Regions from separate parts of the Homo sapiens genome. Here regions 2 and 3 are each linked to region 1. Evidence: chromatin contacts called from ENCODE Hi-C or POLR2A ChIA-PET data. All regions are on one chromosome and are shown on one strand. Each heading gives the region's core, a stretch centred on a gene start or an enhancer-like site at or near the end of the contact. The rest is flanking DNA. Distances are from core to core; before and after follow the strand shown. Region 1 overlaps PAX5 (paired box 5). Region 2 overlaps ZCCHC7 (zinc finger CCHC-type containing 7). Region 3 overlaps ZCCHC7 (zinc finger CCHC-type containing 7).

What was found. A loop is a pair of places that touch in the nucleus more often than their neighbours do. ChIA-PET counts read pairs that join two places held with the same protein, here RNA polymerase II (POLR2A). Pooled maps may share reads with other maps.
Region 2: a loop to region 1 is called in a pooled map, with 3 times the contacts of the local background. The contact joins two enhancer-like sites. A Hi-C loop is called at or near these places in 2 of 168 maps with a recorded cell type or tissue (CD8-positive, alpha-beta T cell and posterior cingulate gyrus) and 2 of 50 pooled maps. POLR2A ChIA-PET finds 5 or more read pairs at or near these places in 2 of 52 experiments (OCI-LY7 and Panc1).
Region 3: a map of B cell shows a loop between it and region 1 (2.4-fold over the local background). The contact joins two enhancer-like sites. A Hi-C loop is called at or near these places in 1 of 168 maps with a recorded cell type or tissue (B cell), 4 of 37 single-sample maps with no recorded cell type and 4 of 50 pooled maps. POLR2A ChIA-PET finds 5 or more read pairs at or near these places in 1 of 52 experiments (activated T-cell).

The regions. Positions count from the first base shown.
Region 1 is chr9:36,871,612-36,875,544 of GRCh38, reverse strand. All of the region lies in intron 8 of PAX5 (paired box 5), which reads left to right. Among named protein-coding and RNA genes, the nearest start is that of MIR4540, 9.3 kb to the right of the region's middle. Within about 2 kb of position 2,089, at least 2 of the 41 ENCODE cell types and tissues checked have a DNase peak (open chromatin) inside an H3K27ac peak, as active enhancers do; they include B cell, where a contact is called at or near this core.
Region 2 is chr9:37,281,927-37,285,859 of GRCh38, reverse strand. All of the region lies in intron 2 of ZCCHC7 (zinc finger CCHC-type containing 7), which reads right to left. Among named protein-coding and RNA genes, the nearest start is that of LINC01627, 110 kb to the left of the region's middle. Within about 2 kb of position 1,664, at least 5 of the 41 ENCODE cell types and tissues checked have a DNase peak (open chromatin) inside an H3K27ac peak, as active enhancers do.
Region 3 is chr9:37,144,545-37,148,477 of GRCh38, reverse strand. All of the region lies in intron 2 of ZCCHC7 (zinc finger CCHC-type containing 7), which reads right to left. Among named protein-coding and RNA genes, the nearest start is that of ZCCHC7, 26 kb to the right of the region's middle. Within about 2 kb of position 1,902, at least 8 of the 41 ENCODE cell types and tissues checked have a DNase peak (open chromatin) inside an H3K27ac peak, as active enhancers do; they include B cell, where a contact is called at or near this core.

The DNA of each region.
Region 1 (3,933 bases), core at 840-3,339:
CACAATTCTGCCTGCCACATACCCTCCGAACCAGGACCCCCTATCATTCCTCTCCCAGAGCTTCCTGCTCTTTTCATGTGCAGCACTAAGCCCAGCTGAAGTCATTTAGTGTGTGGTTTACTCGTTCCCCTCCGGCTTCTCTTCAGGTCTGTATGGTATGTAAGAGCTGTACAATAATCAAGGCTATGTCTGTTTTGTTCACAGTTGTGTCCTTAGTTCCCGGCACAGTGCCTAGCACCTAGTCGCACTCAGGACACAGTAGCTGAAATTAAAATGGAGAACTTTAGGCCGAGCTGCCAAGGAGAGCTTCGCTAGGTTTGCTGTGGCCCTGAGTCTGGGGGCTGGGGTGATGCAACCAAGGAGGCTGGGGCTGACCCAGGGCTGGGAGTGGTAGCGCTGTTAGAGTGGCCGCCACATGGGGAAGCAGTGGGAGGCTGGGTGGTTAAGAGCATGGACCTGAGCCAGACTCCCTGGTTCTGAGTCACAGTCCTGCTTCTCACTAGCTGTGTGACTTGGGGCAAGTTACATAACTCCTCAGGGCCCTGGTTTCCTCCTCGTGTATAAAATGGGGATACTGATAATAAATGTGAGCATTAAGTGATGTAATATACATAAAAGCTCTTAGAATTCTGACTGGCACATATGGAGTGGCACATAAGTGTTCATTATTATTGCTATTATTATTTACACAGGGGCCTGGGCTGGATAGGGCGGTGAACAGAGAAGCCTAGCAGGCATGCTAACGCTCAAATCAAGAGCTCTCCAGCAGAGCTCATACCTCCTGGAGCCTGTGGATCAATGGGAAAGCCAACTAGAGAAGAATCCAGTCAGAAATGAGAGCACTGCCAAGTAGGAGTCAGGCAGTCTCCGAATACAGTGGGTCTGCAGAAAACAGAGAGGCAGCTGTGGTTGGTGCAACTGAGAAAGGCATTCTGGCAAAGGTGGCCCTGGAGCTGGGCTGGGAACCATGTGTGCTTGGCTATCTGGAGAGGAGGATGGGGGCTTTGCGGTAGGGCAGAAGGCTAAGCCTAGTGGCTGGTGTGGGTTCCCAGGGGTGGGAGTCCAGCCCAGGCCAGGCAAGTAGGATTGGCAGGGAGGGGAGCCTGTTGAGTGGAGGCTGATGGCCAGCAAGGTTAGGATCTGAGCTTGGCAACTTTTGGAGGCCAAGCAGACATGCAGATGAGGCCTTCTGCAGACAGGTGCATGAACCCCAGGAGCATGGGGCGAGGGCCAGTCCAGACAGAAATATGCAGATGCCCCAAGAGAAGCGAAGGGTGCTTTGGCAAGAATGTGGCTTCACCATTATTAGCAGTGTGACCACAGAGGAGCTCTGTGACTTCTCGGAGCCTGCCTTGCTACTGTTTGAAACGATGGTTGTGTAGTTACGGAGACACCGCCTGTGTGAGATAGGAAGGGTATTGAGGTTCTGGAGCGGGGAGGAGAAGGTTTCTTTTGTGGTCTGGCAAGCCCACCCCTGATTCTGCGTCTTGCCTGCCCTACAGGCCTGCTCTGTGCAAAGCATGCAGGCTTAGGGGTGGGGGCCGCAGTACCAGGCAGCATCCTGGCCCAGCTCAGCCAGGACCTCTGTGCCATCTGACATGTCATTTCCACTCTCTGGGTCTGGTTAAGCATGTGAAACAGGGAGAAAATATATACTGCCCAGTTCCATAGGCATGGCCGGGAGTAGTGAACAGGATTCAGAGGGCCACCTTTTCCAGCCTTGTATCAAGAACCTTTCCTATGATTAGTACTGAAGACATTGGAATGGGCAGACTTGGGAGGGTCCAGCGGACACTGGTGAGAACTTGGTGGTGGGGATTTGAGCATCAGATGGAGAGAGGACCAGTGCTCTCCAGGCACCTCCGTGACCTAAGCATCAGGCTCAGGGAGCGTTTGCTCAGGGAAAGAACAGCCTTTGTTCTTAACACTAACTTCCCTTGACCCCTGACTTTCTTTCTAAGCTCCTTGCTGGGGCTCCTGGTAGCTCTCTGGCCTGGGCACGCCACCCCTTTGCCAACCTGGCCCTGGCCTCTGGGGTGCACACCTGTTGCTCGTTCCTGACTCTTTGCTGCCCTCTGGTGGCCTCCAGTCACTCTGCCACAGCAGGAACACAGACTTGACCCTGGGGAATCCTAGACACAGCTACGATGAAATGCAGGTGGCCATTCACTTGTTCATTCATTCATTCTCCATACATTTCCTAAGAGACCCTTGGTGCCAATTGTGGGCTAGGGGTGGAGCTGCCGACACAGCCCCTGCCCTCAGGGAGCTCACAGTCTAGTTGGAGAGATGGATATAAAAAAATCCTGATGTGCTAATGTTAAGAGCTAAGACCTAGGAATCTATAAAGTGTGGGGAAATGCAGGTGAGGGGGACCACTGAGTCTGCTGAGGCAATGGGGTGGAGTGGGAGAAATCAGGGAAGACTTCTCAAAGGAGGTCATTTGAGCTGGACCTTGAAGAGTGAGTTTGCCAGTCTGTGAAGCTGGAGGGATATTGTTGGGTAAGGGACCAGTGCGTGAGAAGCCCCAGGGGAACCAGAGAACATGGGCATCAGGGAGGGAGCTGGGAGTGACCAAAGCCTTGTGGGGCTGGTGGGAGATGAGCTGGAAGGGAAGGCTGGATCTAGGGAAGAAGGGTCCCAGTCACACCCACACCTCAGCCCTGGAAACCTCTGGGCATGAGGCTGAGCATCCAATAGCCTTGCAGAGGGCAGGCTCTGCCCAGGCAGATGTGGAGAGCCAGGGTTGCCTGTTGCCTGTGCCCTCATAGGGTGGGGGGACGAGGGGTCTAGAATGAGGTGGTCTGGACAGTCTATGTGACTAAAGCTCCAGGAACCCTGCACGGAAGTGATGCTGGGAGTGAGGAGAAACTGATACACACATGTAGGCTTTCTCAGCTCTTGCCTGCATTTGGGAAGAAAAGAATTACAAAAGCCTCAGAGATGGAAAGGACTCTGGGGACATGAAGGTCCTACTTGAATTTAGGAGACCTAGGTTCTGATTCTAGCTGCCAGATACTCACAGCATGACCTTGAGACATGACCTTGGGACTCCCTGCTCTCTCTTAAAGCAGGAGGCAGGGCCTGGGGAGGCTGGGCTGAATGCACCCCAGGGGGTTTTCTGCTCCTGCCATTCAAGGTTTCTAAGTCAGTGATGTTTATCCCTGCTCATAACAGCTCCTGACCGAACTGGAGGGCTCCCTAAGCCCTGCCACCTCTGTTCTAAGCAAGCAGAAAGTGCTTCCAAGTTCCCTTCAGATCTGGGGCTGTGAATAATAAGACAGTGGCCCTGGGCTGTCATGTATAATCTGGTAATCACTTCCAAGGGCTGGACTGAAGGAGAAGAGCCTGAGGACTTGTTAACCTTACACACTGCTCCCATGTCTCGATCGGGAAGGCCCAGAAACTGCTGGGGCAGGCCAGGGCTGGCTTTTGGGGCTTGTGCACCTGGGAGGAGGGCTCCCAGACTGGAATCTGCAATCTTAGGGTGAGAGAGAGGTAGTAAAGATCACCATCATTTGTTCCATCTTTGAAAGCAAAGTGTCCCTTTTGGGAGCATGGAGATGGGGAGAGAGAATATCCTAGGCTCACAGGTGCTGGGAAACATTCTTATTTCTCACAACCCCATTGCAAGGACAGCTGAGAAGCAGAGTCTCAGCTGGGAGAGTGCCCTGTCCAAAGCCGGTGCTCACTGGCCCGCCTGGGAAGTGTGCAGTGCTGGGGGAGCTCAGAGCCAGGGGCTGAGGACAGCTTTGGTGCTGCTCTGGGCTGAATCTACTTGTTAGATTTCCCCAGTTTCCAGCTCCTTCTGATGGTGGTTGGCAGGCCCCAGATCCAACTGCACCAACCTGGTCATGAGTATGTGAGAACATGTGTTTGGGATCCTGACTTACAATTTCTTCCTGATGTCCTTCTACTAATGGTGTTTCTTAA
Region 2 (3,933 bases), core at 415-2,914, 410 kb before region 1:
TTCCATCTTCCTCTCTGTTGTATCTCTATCACCTGTGTGGTGTTTGTCACATAGTAAGTGCTCAAAAAATACTGCTTAATGAATAAATTTTGAAGAAACAAGTGATTTTCCTAAACATATGCCAATTTAAAAAAATCTTTAATAGTCAATTGTCATCTGTCTGAGTCACTGGTTAACTCTTCTATTTATATAAGCAGCAACTAGTAAGTATTGATTGATTTATAGCTTGATCAACTAGCAGGATAAATATAAATTTGATTTTTTCAAAATTATATTCCAAAACAACAATATAGCCTATTATAGGCCAAATGGAATACTTAGACCCATTCCCCAAAAGCCTGCTCCTAAGGTGTGTTGCTAGCAACCTATTTACAGTACAACCAATATAGAAAAATAAGAGACGAAGAAGAATAGAACAAAAGACAAGAAAATGTCAGGAAATGGTAGAAGAAAATGAGAAAGAGAAATAATTTCGAAAATACCATCTCAAGATAAAAGAGAGGCAGTTTATAAAGAAACACCAGGTATGAATAAAAACCTAGGTTCTTCCAAGACATATTGAGTAATTATGTATTAAACATTTTCTCTTTCTCTCAGCTTCAATTTCTCATTTGTGAACATAAATATAGCCCTACATCATCTCTAAGATAAATTTTTCCATAGAAACCAACTCAAATGGCATCTGCTTCCTCAAACTTCTCAAACAAAAATCCAAGCGCTGGATATCTGGACAATTTTCTCTATTAATTCTATTGTCTTTCAAAACATCAAAATCTCTATATAAATAAATGAAACGCTCCCCTCCAATCTCCTTAAGCCACCCATGCTAGAAAGAATGAAACACTTAAGAAACTTTTTATAACAAAACTTCTAATAAAAAAGGAAATTAAAAAAATTAAAGCCTAAATTTGTACATAGAAATATGAATCAGCAACATATGTGAAACATTTGTTAGAAATGTAAATAGTTCATGCCTCCTGGGAATACATACTAACCTACACTCCAGAAACAGACTGACTATTTATAATCCCAATGCAGTATGCACTATTGAGGCCTACAGGGAAGGTTTAAAGCTGGATTTTTCAACAAGGCTCACAAGTCCTGAGGTTAAATACACATGAATTACGGATGTTTAATCCAACTTAAGATACCATCTTTTCATATTTAAAGCAGTTTCCCTTATACAGAAAAAATACAAAATACATGAGCTGGTCCTAACAGAAGCTCCTGCAGAGGTAATATAAAAATCCATTTTTTTTTTAACCATTTAAACTCACACCGTGCTGACTTTCATTTCCAATACATATAATATGTCCTGATAAAAACCAGGATACTTTTATGGAGCAAAAAAGCTGTAAAAACAAGAAAAACCTTCATATTTGTTACATATTTAAAAAAATTTAACAAACACTATTGATCAAATGTAATTAGGACTGGCTACATAAAATGCAAAAAAGGTATTTTTTTGTGTGTATAAACACACATAAATATGTATATACACAGAGAAATAAAACAGTTAAACAGTTTCTACCTGTTTTTGTGTACTTCCTTTTCAGATATTGTTCGCTTAGAGTCTTGGCCTCTGTTACTGTCTAACTTGAATTCACAAAACTCAATGGCTCATGGTTTTCAAAGCTTAGGCCAACGTTTGCAGAACAAAGTCGCTTTCTCTCTCTCTCTCTTTTTTTTTGGTGGGTACAAGTATGGGGACCACAGGAACAGTTAAATTCATGGCATGGCTGGTCTACCACACAGTCGGGGGAATTCTTTAAATAGAGCCTGTCACTCTCTTGGCCCATCAATGGGATTTCCTTCTCGAACTGCTGATTCGTTCAGGTACACAACAGAGGAAATTTCAGTTAACCTTTGTTTCACCCCAGGGAAAAATCTGTCTGAAAGTATAAAATGAATAGATTAAAAAAAAAAAATAAGCAGCTCAGCCACAGGGCCATTCTCTGAGTGTTCACAGCAGCTTAAGTTAAACAGTAAAAAGGGCAGTGGAATGTTTCATTCCCAATGGAAAATTCAAGCACAATATAGAACTTGGGAATCTAGTTAGTCAGAGTTTATTTTGATGACTAAACCAAACCAACTGTCCTTTCTGTTTTAATAAACTGGAAAATTTCCCTTCTGATAATTTTATAAGAGTCAGAATTGTTTTTCTCTTATATCACCATTATTACTATGATCTAACTGAGGTGCCTATAACAAAACTGCATACTAATTCTTCTCCCCAAAAAAGTGACTCTTAGAAATATTTTCAAATAAAAGTATATTATTAAAGTCATAATAGGAAAACAGGAAAAAGAGGGGTCAAATAAATTAGAGCCCTGTGAAATTCTCCCCTATTATTCTTTTCAAAATAGAAAATTCAAGTAAGAAAGGACAAAAGGAGGAGCCCACTTTTCCATTTTAAAGTTTTCTGTTTTCAAACAATAGGAGTACTTGAAGAGGCTATAGTTAGATGTAGATATGTAAAATCTTGGGGTATGGAGCAAAAATACAGAAAGTTTAATTTACAATTTGTTTTCTCCTGAAACTATGGGAACTTAGATTATATACATTTTTCTACAACAATGAACATAAATTTTAGGATGTGCTGGATAGACATTGACTACCTATCTTTATTTCTCCCAAATTATGTCTGAACTCCATGAAAGAGAAAAGTATTGTGCTGTCAATATTTTTCATACATATTATCCCATTACTATTCTTATCTACTGACTGCAAGCAACTACGCCAACTCAATATAATATCAAGAGCACACACGGGTATAAAAACAACAGAAAAGAAAACAATTGAATTTAATACCATCCTAAGTCTCAACCCAAGAGGAACTATTAGTAGTAGCATGATTGAGTTGCTTCAACACCTTTCTCCCCATCCCACCCCACCCCACATCTCCATCTGGCATTCTACTAATTTGGAGGCTACTCTTGCCTCTGGAACAAATGCCATTTTCATTAAAAAAAAAAAAAAAAAAAAAAGATTCAGGTCTTCTTGACTCTTTTCTTACCCCCTCACTCCCCCCGCCTTTTTTTTAAGCCAGAGCCAGGCTGGAGTGCAGTGGCAAAAACATGGCTCACTGATGCTTCCATGTAGCTGGGGCCACAGGAGCACACAATCACACCCTGCTGATTTTTAAATTTTTTTTGTAAAGATGGGATCTCATTTTGTTGCCCAGGCTGGTCTTGAACTCCTGGGCTCAGGTGATCCTCCTGTCTTGTTTAAACTTTTTTTTTTTTTTTTTTTTTTGAGACAGAGTCTCACTCTGTCTCCCAGGCTGGAATGCAGTGGCAGGATCTTGGCTCACTGCAAGCTCTGCCTCCCAGGTTCATGCCATTTTCCTGCCCCAGCCTCCTGAGTAGCTGGGACTACAGGCACCCACCACCACGCCTGGCTAATTTTTGTGTATTTTTAGTAGAGACGGGGTTTCACTGTGTTAGCCAGGATGGTCTTGATCTCCTTGACCTAGTGATCCGCCTGTCTCGGCCTCCCAAAGTGCTGGGATTACAGGCGTGAGCCACCATGCCCGGCCTTGTTTAAACTTTTAAAAAATCATGGTGAAATATAGAAAACATAATATTTACCATCTTTACCATTCTTAAGTGTACAGTTCAGTGGTATTAAGTACATTCAAATTGTTTTGCAGCCATCACCAGAATTATTTTCATCTGGCAAAACTGAAACTATTAAACAAGTTAATATTTTATTTTTGATAGAAAACATGGAGGGTACATTCTTACTCTACTGACATGGCCTCAAAATCCTGAGACTGGAGCTGATTCTGAAGAAAATGAAAAGCTTATTGCTCAGCTCTCAAAAGGTTTAAGATAGAAGAGAATTAAAAATTGTAAGGAAGTCTGAACTCTGGGACCTTAGGAACCATACGTGGGAGCAGGAATAAAGTGCATGTCTTTATTAAGAAGAAGA
Region 3 (3,933 bases), core at 653-3,152, 270 kb before region 1:
TAAGAAAAACCGACCTAATTCAAAATAGAATTTTAAAAGTCTGTTGTTCCTCTAAACATGATATATCCTTATCTCCCCTGACACACACCTCTACCCCTCATGAAAGCAGTATCTTTCCTCTCCTGCACCCCATGACTCTATTATGCCACTCACCTCTTACCTCTTCTATTAAGCCATAGGATCCGTGGGGTCAGGGTCTATACCTGATTCATCTTTGTAAGTACCAGCACATCTTGCACAGTGATTCACAAAAGGCCCTAGTTATTGTTGGCTAAATGAATACATATCAAATATATATTTTTGGCTATTATTTGCTGTCTCTGATTATCTATGCCTTTGTTCCCAATCAGTATCACAGAAAACCAAAAGCTTACAAATCTTTCAATTCAATGTCTACAATATACCTATAAAGTTAAAACAACAATAATACTGACAGATGCAAGTATAGATTCTTTTTTCTTCCTCAACATGAAAAAACAATTACTGACAGGATACCAGGTAAAAGTCAGCAAAAAATACAGGAATAGACATCATTATCACCAGTGCTCTTACAGAGCATCTTTATAAAATGGAGGCAAAAACTCCCTTTCAATCAACCTCCAATATGTTATAATGTAGATTTTTTTAAAAATGCAATGCTAATAAAAATTAGTTGATAAGTATTTTTCATTCAAAAGCCACAAATGTTTGATCTGCATTAAAAAGCTATTAAAAAATCAATTCTAACTTACAATTTACTCAAATACCAGTGGTTTCTTAGATGCTAATAATAAAGCACTATATGAGCTATTACTTTTATTCCTAATATGATTGACATATCTTTTATGAAAGAAAGTCATGTGCACTGCAGGAAATTTAAAAGCCCAAAATGTTAAAGCTCTGAATATAAAATTTAACTAGCAGACTGACTGAAATACTAGATCTCTATTTTTATTCTATTCACTCTTCACTCACCTTCCATTTATTTTCTTGGGATTTGTTTTTTCCCCCCACTCTTATTTTTAATTTTATGGAATAATAAGATACACCCACCTATAGCTCTACATCAGCCAATATTAGACACTTTCAAAACAGCTTGCTTGCTTTATCTCTCTTTCTGTATTTGCTAGGTATTACCTGGTTAGACAGAAAAACAAAGCATTAAATGAAAGTGGTTTTTATGGGACAAAATGTTTTTCCATTACATTACAATGTCTATTATCCTAGTGGTCTTAAAATGAAACTATATTATATTCCTAAACTTCCCTTCAACTGTTTTTGAAGTAGCATAATTTGGAGGTGTTTGGGTAGAAATTATCGGGGCTAACTTTTTAATATTGCAATTATTTATTAAATTGATATATATAATTCAATTGTTTACAACAGTTACTATCATATGAAAGATACTATAGAAACAGAAGTCCTAATGAATTATCTTTGGGATAGCCTGGTCTTCACCTATACTTACTACTGTTATTTGAATGTTAATTTCTGGACCTACTCTATTAGATAGCTAAAGTTAATTAATTCAACTTTAAGTTAAGAGAGAAGATACAAATAGTTGATGTTATTCCCTATGTTTTTAAAATATAAGGTCAATCAATATAAGTACCCACAAATTTTAAATTATTTAAATTATATGAGCATCTGACACTGAGGCAGATTTTCAACTTAACATCTATTTACTTCTTTCAGCTTCCACTGAAGTCAAACACCAAGTAATGAGAAGAGAAACAAAATTTTTAAATCTGTCCTTATCATATTACAAGCACATTAAAGACTTCTCTCTTATTTTCCAAAGAGCTTGAGAAAATGTTGAGCAGCAAAAACTGCATTATTCTCTCAAAAGAAACTACTTTCCTTTTTGATAAACAGTAAACCACATGAGGAAGTTACCACTGAATTACTTCCTGTTACTTGAAAATGTTCTAACTAATACAGCTACCACACGTTTTTAGTTTTTAAAACGAGGGTGGGATAAGTAAAGGGAGGCTTAATTATTAGACAATAATAAAGCAGGCCTAATTTACCATATGGCCAAGACAGCCATTTTTCATTTGGAGGATCTAAGTCCTTTTCAAATTATAATGAAAGAAAAATGTAGAACAATCAAACATGCAGACTTTGTAGAAAAGTGTTTCCTCAGAAAATTGGATACACAAATATCAGAAAGCAAGGGCCATCCATTCATTATGCCTGAAACCAAAGGAGGAAAAAAGCCTACATACAGAATCTGTAAGCTTCATAACTATTGGGATCGTCAAATTTTTAATATTCAATTCCATAATAAATTATTCTAGGTACCAAAAAACTACAGCAGTAAGCAAAGGACTTAATACAATGATATAATCTAAATAAGGTAAATAAGGTACACCAAAAACTCTGAGATAAATGAAGCAACTCTCGAAGAATGAGTTAAAATAGTAATCGCACTTGCTTAAATTAGTATTTATCATTTCTAATGTTTAAAATAAATAAAATACCAAGTCTGAATCAGCCTACAGGTATATTCACTTAAAGATGAATGAATGTGAAAATGTGTGTTCTACACACTTCAACAAGATATAAGACCTACTGTCCAAGATAATTATCCACTAGCAAAATAATTCCTATTTTAATTTTGGGTTATATTCCTTGCTTTTAACAGATCAGCATCTCCAATTCAATTTATAGGAACAATTTTTGTTCAAAATTTAACTGAGGCATCTCAATCTATTAAACGAGGAATATTACTCAATTGAACACTGATTTTAATAAGAATTTTTTTAAGTTAAGGATCTAAAGCAACTACCAATCTAATAAGTAGTTTTAAAAGTTGGGTATGCTCCTATTTTCTGAACTCAAGCAAGTTTGCATTTTTACTTATTTATAATAGCATAAAGAATCAACTTTTAGGCTGCCTCCTTTTCAATTAAGGCTTGTTTACACCTGACAACTATCTTTATCCCAGAACTCTAATGTTCTGCTTTTAATAGCTCAATCTATGTTTCTATCCTAGAAACTGAAAAGGTTTTTTAATTTTGGAGCTTTTTGGTATGTGCCCCTTCTGAACGATAATTACATATTCACAGCAAACTAAATACAATCTTAAGAAGTATGTACAAGAATCTGAAGTAGACTTCTAGAAACATAAAAGTATTATTTGATATAATAAAGACAGTCTGTTTTTCAGATTAAAAAAATACAACAGGAAAAGGAAAATTTTAAACAATTTACTTAATTTTGCCAATTTTCAACATGGTCCCTTTTTTAATCAAGGTCTACATATTTGAAAAGTTGACTATTAAAATTCTTAATGAATTTAAAAGTACTGCTGTTAAAACTTCCCTTTAGCCCATTCAGCCCCTTAACTAATCAAACAAAGAAACAAATATTACAAGACGAAGGCTGACAAAAAATCATAATGAACCTCTCAGATGAGAAACTAATTGGTACTAAGTACACAATGGCTTACATTTAATCCTGTTAATAACCACACAAAAAAAGAAATGAAAGACTCACTTTTCAGTCATCTCTCTGGACCACTGGGCTAAAATAACAGCATGACTAAATCTGACATTGACCCCGTGGCCCTGCTAGGAGTTAAAAGAATTCCTTTGAGTCTTCTGAGGCCTGTTTTCAACTGCTCCAGAAGGGGTGGGCTAGGCATACACACTTGTTAGCCTTCTTTACAGTAACAGGTCAAATTAGAAATGGTCATATACACTGTAATATACACTAGCTCTTACTTTAGACTTGAAGTCTGTACCTTACAACAAAAGTACAAGAAAGAACAATAAAATAGTAACACCTGGATGATAGAATGTCATAGATGGATCATATATAACTGGAAAGGTGAGAACGTATCAAGGCAGTAACACATTCCTGAAAGGAAATTTATAAAACAATAAGAATATTATCTAAATCAACAAGACTGAAATTGAGACAAAGTACCAAGATGGATCACTAAACTTT